Linked DNA regions of Homo sapiens: region 1 is linked to region 2. A link is an interaction called in ENCODE POLR2A ChIA-PET data of the cell type or tissue named here. Cell type or tissue: K562. All regions are shown on one strand. Each heading gives the region's core, and the rest is flanking DNA. Links, peaks and the distances in the headings are about the cores only.

Region 1 (5,381 bases), core at 312-5,311, 150 kb after region 2:
GTCAGTTGAATTTTTCAGCTCTGGAATTTTTTTTTTTTTGAGACAGAGTCTTGCTCTGTTGCCCAGGCTGGAGTGCAGTGGTGTGATCTCAGCTCATTGCAGCCTCTGCCTCCTTGGTTCAAGCAATTCTCGTGCCTCAGCCTCTTGAGTAGCTGGGACTACAGGTGTGCACCACCATGCCCAGCTAATTTTTTGTATTTTAGTAGAGACAGGGTTTCAACATGTTGCCCCGGCTGGTCTCAAACTTCTGAGCTCAAGCAATTCGCCTACCTCGGCCTCCCAAAGTGTTGGGATTACAGGTATGAGCCACCGTGCCTGGCCACTCAGCTCTAGATTTTTTTTTCTCTCTCTCTCTTTCTTTTTTTTAAAGTCAACCAGTATATCTTGAAGCCCCAGAATTTGATTAACATTTTAAAATTATTTCAATCTTATTGTTAAATTTTTCTAATAGGATTCCAAATTCCTTCTCTCTTTTATCTTGAATTTCATTGAGCTTCCTCAAAATAGCTATTTTGAATTATCTGTCTTCATGGTCTCATACCTTTGTTACTCGGGAATTGGTCACTGGTGCCTTATTTAGTTCATTTGGTGAGGTCATGTTTTCCTGGATGGTCTTGATGTTTGTGGGTGTTCATTGATGTTTGGACATTGAAGAGTTAGGTATTTATTGTATTCTTTGTATCCTGGGTTTGTTTGTACCTATCCTTCTTGGGAAGGATTTCCAAGTATTCAAAGGGAATTTAGTTTTGTGATCTAAATCTTTGGTCACTGCAGCCATGTCTGCATCAGGGGGCAACCCAAGCTTGGTAATGCTGTGACTCTTGCAAACTTGTGCAGGTACTGCTTTGGTTGTCTTCAGTAAGAACTGGGAAGACTCCCTGGATTGTCAGGGAGAGTCTCTTCCTTTCCTTTAGTTTTCACCAAACAAATGGAGTCTCTCTGTCTGCTGAGCTGCCTGGAGCTGGGGGAAGGGTGATGCATGCACCCCTTTGGCTACCACTACTAGGACTGTGCAGGTTAGACCTGAAGCCAATATGGCACTGTGTCTTGCCCAAGGCCTACAGCGACTACTACCTGGGCTATCAGTAACATTCACTCAAGGCCCAAGAGCTCTTCAGTCAGCAGGTAGTAAATCCAGCTAGGCTTGCGTCCTTCCCTCCAGAGCATCAAGCTCCCCTGCCCTACTCCCCGTACCCCCCAACCCCAGCCCAGGGCAGGTACAGAAATGCCATCCAGGAGCCAGAGCCTGGAGTCAGGAATCTTAGAAATCTACTCCATGCTGTATTCTGCTGCAGTTGTGTTGGCACCCAAGCCACAAGACAAAGTTTTTTGCACTCTTCTTTCTCCTTTGCTCATGTAGGAGTTTCTCTCTGTGGCCACCACCGCCCCAGGCCCACAGCAAGTACTGCCTGGCTACTGCCAGTGTTCACTCAAGGACCAAGGGCTCTTCATTCAGTGTTTGGTGAGTAATGCCAGGCCTGTTCTCTCTGTTCAGGGCAGCAGGCTTTGCTCTGGCCCATGCTGGGTCCAGAAATGCTGACCAGGACCCAAGGCCTGGAATCAAGGAACCCAGGAGCCTGCCTGGTGTTCTACCCTACTGTGGCTGAGCTGGTGCCCAAGCTGCAAGACGAAGTCCCCCTTTCTCTTCCTTAAGCAGAAGGAATCACTCTTTGTAGCCATCACAGCTGAGAATGTGCTGGGTCACACCCAAAGCCAGCAGGACCCTGGGTCTCACCCAAGACCTGCAGTGAGTACCGCCTGGGTACCACTTATGTGTATTCAAGACCCAAGGGGTCTTTAGTCAGCAGGTGATGAATCATGCCATGGCTGCGTCCTTCTCTTCAAGGCAGTGGGTTCCCTTCTGTCCCAGGGTGTCTAGAAGTGTTGTCTGAGAGCTACAGCCTCGAATGGGCACTTCAGGACTCTGCCCAGTGCCCTATTCTGTTGTGGCTCACCTGCTATCCAAGTTCCAAGACAAAGTCTTCTTAGTCCTCCTTACTCTTCACTCTCCTCTCCCCAAATGGAAGGAAGGAGTCTCTCCCAGAGCTGTGAGCTGCACTCCCTGGAGTTGGAGAAGGAGTGGTGCAAGCATTCTCTTGGCTGCCCCAGCTGCTATCTCACTGGGTTGCATGCACGCCAAGTCCACTGGCTCTGAGCCCAGCACAGTACCAGGACTTGCCTAAGAATTGCAGTCCTTGTGGCCTAGAGTGCCTTTCAAGTTTATTTAGGGCCACAGAAGGCGGTAACCTGTGGTGGTAGGGCTAGCCGGAACGCAGTTTCTGACTGCTTGGCTGGATGATACCCCTCTGCCTAGGACTGGTCTAAATGCTCCCTCCAGGGGCACCAGCTGAATTCTGCCCCATGTTGCTTTCCACTGTGACAGGGCAGCACCGAGTTCCAATGCAAAGTCTCATAATCACTACACTTTCTGTCCCCCAAGCACGTTGATATACTCTGTCCACACCACGTGGCTGCTGCTGGGAATGTGGGAGGGGTGGTGTTGACAATTCAAGACTGTCTTTCCTACCCTTTTCAGTGTGTCTTTCCTTGATAAGGGTTAAAACAAAGTACTTTGTTTACTCACCTGATTTTTGGTTTTTATAGAGGTGCTTTCTTGTGTAGTTTGTTCAATTTGGTGTTTCTTCTGGTAGCATGATTGCTAGAGGTTTGTATTTGACCATCTTGCTCCAATAACCTAAATATGATTTCTTGAAAGTTTTTTTTACCAGGTGTGATGTTGCACACCTATAGTGTGCACACCCAGCTACTTACAAAGCTGAGGCATTGATTGAGTCCAACATTTTGAGTCCAGGTTGGGCAGCATAACAAGACCCTCATCTCTAAAAAATAAAAATAAATGTTTAAGTGGTTTATAAATTGTCAATAAATATGAAGTACAGTCAGCCCTCCAGGTCTGTGGGCTCCACATCTGTGGATTCAAGCAACTGTGAATCAAAAATAAATTTTTAAAAATTTTTACTTATTTATTTATTTATTTTTAGAGACAGTGCCTTGCTCTGTCTCCCAGGCTAGAGTACAGTGGTGTGCTCATATCTCACTGTAACCTAGAACTTCTGGACTCAAATGATCCTCCCACATCAGCCTCCCAAGTAGCTGGGACTACAGGCACGCACCACCACACCCAGATCATTTTTTAATTTTTTGTAAAGATGGGGTCTTGCTATATTCCCCAGGCTGGTCTTGAACTCCTAGGCTCGAAGTCCTGGGATTACAGGTGTGAGCTACCATACCTGGCTTAAAAGTATTTTTTAAAAATGGGTGGTTTTGTTTGTACTGAGCATGTGCAGACTTTTTTTTCCTTGCCGTTATTCCCTAAACAATACAGTATAACAACTATTTACAGAACAGTTATAATGTATTAGGTATTATAAATAATCTAGAGATTATATAAAGTATATGAGAGGATGTGCATATGTTATATGCACATATTACACCATCTTCTATAAGGGACTTGAGCATTCATGGATTTTGATATCTGCAAGTGTTCCTGGCACTAATCCCCCACAGATACTGAGGGATGACTTTATCACTCTTAAAAATAATAATAGTAATTATCTTATGACTTGCAATATAACAGATGACAAATTAGAGTATCTTTCAGTACTTAAGAATATCTCTAATGACCATGTTTTTGCTACTAATACTCTTCCTTTGATCTGGCCAAACTGGTGGGTATGTGGTTAAGGCAAGGCCAGAGATGGTTCTTCATCCCCTTGGCCACAGTGATCAGTCCAGGTATGCGCAGTGACCTAAGCTGTCCTTTCATAAACTTTTCAAAAATTAGAGCTGATAGGAAAGACTCTTGCTTCTTTCATGGGGGAGTTAACAAGGATGAAAGTCTGGAGCTACCTCTAGATGTGTTACTGTATTGGAGAAAGTTGTGGAAAGAAGGAGGAAATGAGATAGCCCCAGAGGTCATGAATAGGAAAAAGAGACAACCACAGGCCATCATGGTACTCTGGTCTTTGGATTCTCTCTACCCTGAGATTAGCTTTGCCCCAAGCTTTGAGTAGTTCAGCCATTATCCGCTAAGGAATTCTCCCTTTGTTGAAGCTAGTTTGAATTGGATTTTTTTTAAGAGCCCTGACTAAAACATGGAAGGAGTATGTATATACAAACACGTATTAATTTTTAAAGAAGTAACAGTATATATTCAGAAAATCACATGAAATATAAATCAGCCTGATGAATTTTTACCAGCTGAACACCTGTGTAAAATATGGCTCAGATCAAAAACCTTCCGTCACAACCATCTGATGGTAACCACCATATGAGGCAGTGTATCTTAGTAGTTAACAAGAACACAGGTTTTGGGTTTTAGAAAGCAGAGATTTGAATCCTTGTTCTTGAGAGTCTGTATAACTTTGGATAAGTTGCCTAATTTCTCTGAATTCCACTTTGTTCATGTATATAAAGGGATAACACTGTCTTTTATATTTATTTAAGGATTAATTATTGTTACATGGGTCAGCTGTCAACCCAGAGTTATTGCTTTATATTCCTTAAACTTATCAGAGTACTTTATTTCATGGATTAAAAAAATTCTCATGAGGCTTAAAATTTCTTGTAAATGAAAAATCTGAAATACTAGACTTCTAATATCCAAAGGTAGAAAAGTGGGTATTTAGTTGGTGTTTGTTGTCTAACATGCATACAGCAAAATCATGATTAAATAGCACTTATAAACCTCAATTTTGCTTGCTTCAGTCACTGATCATGTTTTCCATCTCTTCCTCTTTAATGTCACTTACTTGCCAAAAATAAGACTTATCCTAGCAGAAATAGATAGGTTAGTTTAGTTGCTGTAACATTTGCCTTTTCACTTAGGATTTTTCTTCCCTATTTTGGTTATGAAGTTCTTAATTTTCCTCCTACACACTGTCTCCAGTTTGGGTATCTGTAGCCTAAATAATTTGGGTTTTAGTTTTATTTGTTTACAAGGAAAAAAGAAACTATACTATGTGATAGTTGAGGGTTTGACTTTAGAGGTTATCTAGTTCCTGTTAAACTTTTTGCTTTATAGGCAAGAAATCGGACACCCTTAGAAGTTAATAACTTGATCATGAATTAGTGATTAAAACCAAAACTAAGGTCTGCTGACTTTTAGGCCACTGGTCTTCCTGTCCTAAAGTTTCTTTGAGAAACAGACCGAAGAGACTTTGATGTAACTCATTTGTTTAATTTGAGAGGTTTTTTTTGTTTGTTTGTTTGTTTTTAGGTGACCTCTGATGTCTCTGTCTTTGGAGAAGTATACACTTTTTTTTTTTTTTTTAAAGATAGGGTTAGTATTACAGATACATATGTGTTGATTTAACAATGACAGGAATGATGATGATGTTAGAGTACCACCATACATTTAA
Region 2 (5,381 bases), core at 128-5,127:
AAATTTAAATATAAAATAAGTTGTAAATCTAGGTTTCAGATCTTTAGATAGTCTGATTTCAGAGCCCCAGTTCTCAAATACCTTGCAAACTTTGTTAAATTTGTTTTTAAGTCACCTTCATCCAGAATCGTACTTTGCGTTGTGAGACTACCAAATGAATGAACTGGGTTTTGGAGGAAGAGTAGAATTTAGGTAAATGGAGATGATGGAGACAGGCTTGTTTGGGGTAGGGGGTGGGATGGTGTGAATAAGATTGTAGAGGCAGGAGGGTGCGTGGTGTGTTCGGTGGTGTGTGAAGAGAACCACTGGCTAAGATTGATGCTTTTGTACGGAATTGGAAGTTAAGATGGCATGGCAGTTGAAAGTTGGCCACAGTGTGCCTTCCTTTTGCCAGGATGAGACTATTTTTTTTTTTTTTTGAGATAAGTCTCGCTCTGTCACCCAGGCTGGAGTGCAGTGGCATGATCTCGGCTCACTGCAAGCTCCGCCTCCTGGGTTCATGCCATTCTCCTGCCTCAGCCTCCGGAGTAGCTGGGACTACAGGCGTCCGCCACCGCGCCTGGCTCATTTTTTTGTATTTTTAGTAGAGACGGGGTTTCACGGTGTTAGCCAGGATGGTCTCGATCTCCTGACCTTGTGATCCACCCGCCTCGACCTTCCAAAGTGCTGGGATTACAGGCGTGAGCCACCGCGCCCAGCCGAGTTCAGACTATTTTGTGGGCAACAGCAAGACATGGTTTTTTAGGAGGGTGATAATATATTCAAATTGGTATTTTAGCAGTCATAACTTTGGCATTGTGTAGGATGGATTGGCTGAGGGAAGAATTGGAGACAGATATTGAAGACTACTGTATTAGTTAAATGAAGTGATTTTACTGATAAAATGATTGGTATACTTGGACATGGCAAGGAAAACCTAGAGAGAAATATATGATAAAGCATCTTGATTATTGAATATGTAGCAAGAAAGAAGGATTCATAGATATTTTCATGGCTTCAGATGAAGAGAATAAGCATATCACTGAAGAATTGAGAGTTGGCCCACAGAACTGAGTTTGAAATGTAGGCAGGTACCTTATATTAGAGTTTTGTTATCAGATAGAACTCAAAATTAGTGGTGAGTCAGTGGTAAGGGTTAAAAATAACTGCTCGACATAGAAGGGATTCTGTTTGTGTGTGTGTGTGTGTGTGTGTGTGTGTGTGTGTGTGTGTGTGTATGTATGTGTATGTGTATGTGTGTCTGCCTGCCTGTGTGGAGGGGACCCTTTTAGAACTCTCCTTACAGTGGCAGATAGCAGTAGTTATTTTTTTCTTTTCTTTTTTTTTGAGACAGAGTCTTCCTGTGTCACCCAGGCTGGAGTGCAGTGGCACAATCTTGGCTCACTGCAACCGCCACCTCCTGGGTTCAAGTGATTCTCCTGCCTCAGCCTCCCAATTAGCTGGAATTACAGGCACCCACCACTACGCCTGGCTAATTTTTGTATTTTTAGTAGAGCTGGGGTTTCACCATAATGGCCAGGCTGGTCTCAAACTCCTGACCTCAGGTGATCCACCCACCTTGGCCTCCCAAAGTGCTGGGATTACAAGCGTGAGCCACCGTTCCCCACCAATAGTTACTTTTTTTTATGAGGAGCAAATAATCTAGAATCCTTCTTAGTTCCTAGGTAAGCAATTAACTGTTCAGAGTCTTCCAGCCCCACCCCCTAATTTTCCTTATTTGTCTTCTGCCACTAAGTTTCAGCATTTGGTTTGGTTTTGGGCCCTTTGTACTCTTCTTTCTGGCTTTTGCTAATTGCCCTGGTATTTTTCTAGTGTCCATTGTTAGCACTCCTCAAATTTTAACTTAGTCCATTTTTAAATCTATATAAATTGCCTCCTTGACATTTAATATGTCCTTAGATATTTTTTAAACTGTAAAATTAACGTGTTCAAAACTTTTAGTCTTCTTTATCCAGATTTGTCTTGCTATGTATGTTCCTTGTCTCAGTACCATATACCTAGTGGCTCCGTCTTGGAAACTGGATTTGTACCCTCTGCTCTCATTGAACTTGTGGCCAAATCTTGTTACCACTCACTGTCTTTCATATCTTTCCACTTTTGCTCTGTCTTTTCTACTAGTTTTAGTTCAAATTACCATTATCTCTTGCCAGGATTATTGCACAGTTGCCTCCTTAGTGGGCTCCCTATTTCAGATCCATGTGCTTTCACTTCATTCTTCATGCTATATAGTCAGAGTGATAACCAGATATCTAAATGCATATAGTCTACAGACATACCACCCTGAACCCTGTATCTCATCTAAATGCATGTCTAATCATCTCACTTTTCTGTTTATGGGATGAAGTTCAGATTCCTTGAAATGTCTTCCACAGCTCTGGATGATCATATTCTTGTTTTGTTCTTCAGGTTCTCCTCAGTGCTCCTCGCCGCCTAGAACTTTCTCTACCCGTTTTCTTTCCATCCCCAGCTCCACACTTTTACTACACCTAGCTAATGTCTGCTCATCTCTCTAGGTCTCAACTTGAGAGGGAGGCCTGTGCTCCTCTATGACTAGGTTAGGTTCCCTTCACTTTGTTCTTCTCTTATCCTGACTTTCTTTGCTTCATTTTCTTGTTTGTTTTTTGTTTTTTTTGAGATAGAGTCTCGCTCTGTTGCTCAGGTTGGAGTGTAGTGGCGCGATCTTGGCTCACCGTAAACTCTGCCTCCTGGATTCAGGTGATTCTCCTGCCTCAGCCTCCCGAGTAGCTGGGATTACAGGCGCCTGCCATCATGCCTGGCTAATTTTTGTATTTTTAGTAGAGATGGAGTTCCACCATGTTGGCCTGGTTGGTCTCAAACTCCTGACCTCAAGTGATACGCCCGCCTCAGCCTCCCAAAGTGCTATACAGGCTTAAGCCACCGTGCCCAGCCTTCTTTCCTTCATTTTAGTAACTCGTTTGTCATCTTTGCTAGACTGCAAGTTCTGTGAAAGCTGGGTCTGTGATTATCTTCTTTTGGATCAGACCTTCAACTTCTGGATACATATTTGGGAACTGAATGACTTGCAGTATATTTCAGCCCTTTTTGCCTGCTCAGAAGAGATGCCCGATTATCATTTAGAAAAACAATTGGCTGGTATTTCAAACTGAAAACAGCAGAAGGGTGATAATGGGATAAGAAGTTGACCAGCAGCTCATAGACAACAGGCAAATTGTCAAGTGGAAAGGAAATAAACTGTGGGTAAATAATAACCAAATTATATTTGACAAATTGAGTTATCAGAATTGCCATTTTGTATACTCTAACTGCACATAGTTGAAACTTAGCACTACATTGTATAAAAAAGATATTTTGCATATTAATTTTTTTTTTTTTTTTTTTTTACCATTTTTATTCTTTGGCACATAGTCTTGCTGTCACCCAGGCCGGAGTGCAGTGGCTTGATTATAGCCCACTGTAACGTCGAACTCCTGGGCTCATGCGGTCCCCTTGCCCCAGCCTCCTGAGTAGCTAGGACTACAGGTGAGCACCACTACACCTGGCTGATTTAAAAAAAGTTTTTCATAGATATGGCTTCTTGCTGTGTTGCTCAGGCTGGTCTTGAACTCCTGCGTTCCGGCAATCCTCCTGTCTTAGCCTCTGAAAGTACTAGGATTACAAGTGTGAGCCAAAGTGCCCAGCCTGTATTGTTAAAGCTGTGTTAACCAACAACAGTTTGGGAATGAATAAATAGAAGTAAAGGAGGGAATACTTTTTCTTATTTTAGAATAGTGGCATTTTGAGTAATTGTTCTGTGTTCAGAAGTAACCATGTTTAAGTACAGTGTAAATTTTTAGTAAAATTTTACCTGTTGTGCATATTTCCATATATATAGAATTATGAGTGAAAACATACATGTTGTGTAATATACAATGGAAAAACCATAGGACTGAGAATCAGGAGGCCTTAGGAGCAAATTCTTGCCCTACCACCCATTTGTGATCTGAAGGAAAGGAGTAAAACCTGTGTGAGGGTAAGGGTCTTCATCTGTAAAATAAGAGGTTTGAACCAAATACTGAAAGTTCTTTGTAAGCTCGTTTGACATTTTATAATTGTATGTTTTTTTTGTAATCATAATAAAAATTGCCTAATTAAATTTTCTAATTATAATAATATATGTTCATTGTAAAAATAATTCAAATTTTAGGAAGAAAAGCATCTGAAATACTGTTGTTTTAATGATTACATTTTCACTTAGTGTATTATTTTCACTTAGTATATACATGTATATAATTTTTTATGCATATGCTTTTTTATATGTGTACAAATCTTATATATACATACATGATTTTTTTTTTTTTGAGACGGAGTTTCGCTCTGTTATCCAGGCTGGAGTGCAGTGGTGCAGTCTCGGCTCACTGCAACCTCCACTCCAGGTTCAAGCCATTTTCCTGCCTCTGCCTCCTGAGTAGCTGGAATTATAGACACGTGCCATCATGACTGGCTAATTTTTGTATATTTGTGGAGACGGGTTTCACGATGTTGGCCAGGCTGGTCTTAAACTCCTGACCTCAGGTGATCCACCCTCCTCAGCCTCCCAAAGTCCTGAGATTACAGGCGTGAGCCACTGTGCCTGGCCACATATGTGATTTTTTAATGCACACAACATTGTTTATGTGTTCTGCAACCTGCTTTTTTCATTTAGCAGTATATTAGAAATACTGTTCCATGTCAATATGTGTAGAACTATATTATCAATTTTAATTGCTTACCTAGTATTCATGTTTGCATTATATGTATAAACCATAATATATTTAACTGATACTGTATTGTGGGACATTAGATTCTTTTTTCTGTTGTAAATGATGCTAAAATAAAACAATGTGTAGGCGTTTATTCACTTAAAACTTAGGATAAAGTTCTAAAAGTTGAATTATAGGGGGTAAGGGGAAAGTTAAAGATACATACACTTTAAATTTTGATAAATAATGCTTTCGTGAAAGATAAACAATTTGCTGTCTCACTTGCATTATATATGAGACTGTCCATTTTTTACATTCTTTCCAATGCTAAGTTTTCTCAGATTTCAAAATCTTCCATGTTTTGATTGTTGAAGATTTTATTATTTGCATTTATTAATGATTAAGATTAAACATTTTTTCACATTTCACTTATATGTTCATGTGCTTTGCCAAGTCTAAGGGACTTATCCTTTTCTTTTTTTAAAAATTGATTTGTGAAACTTTGTATATTAGAATATTAGCCCTTTACTGTTGCAATTTTTTTCTCTCTAAACTATCATTAGTTCATAAACATTATTTAAGGGGGTGTACTTGGTCTTTCATACAGAAGTTTTCTGTTTTTATGTACTCAAATTCATCAGTAATTTAATTTTTTGGCTTTTATTTCTCTCTCTTCCTTTT

What was found. Peaks named below come from ENCODE experiments on the same cell type or tissue, not always from the same donor. Only the 100,000 strongest peaks of a DNase experiment are listed, where the experiment ranks them.
Region 1: POLR2A ChIA-PET joins it to region 2 with 6 read pairs; 3 of 35 experiments call an interaction of 5 or more read pairs at or near these places.

The regions. Positions count from the first base shown.
Region 1 is chr7:77,853,373-77,858,753 of GRCh38, forward strand. All of the region lies in intron 2 of PHTF2 (putative homeodomain transcription factor 2), which reads left to right. Among named protein-coding and RNA genes, the nearest start is that of PHTF2, 57 kb to the left of the region's middle. In K562, for the core only: no CTCF peak of the experiment used is centred there; a DNase peak (open chromatin) is centred at 2,469.
Region 2 is chr7:77,707,982-77,713,362 of GRCh38, forward strand. The region is part of intron 1 of RSBN1L (round spermatid basic protein 1 like); the gene reads left to right. Among named protein-coding and RNA genes, the nearest start is that of RSBN1L, 14 kb to the left of the region's middle. In K562, for the core only: no CTCF peak of the experiment used is centred there; a DNase peak (open chromatin) is centred at 3,030.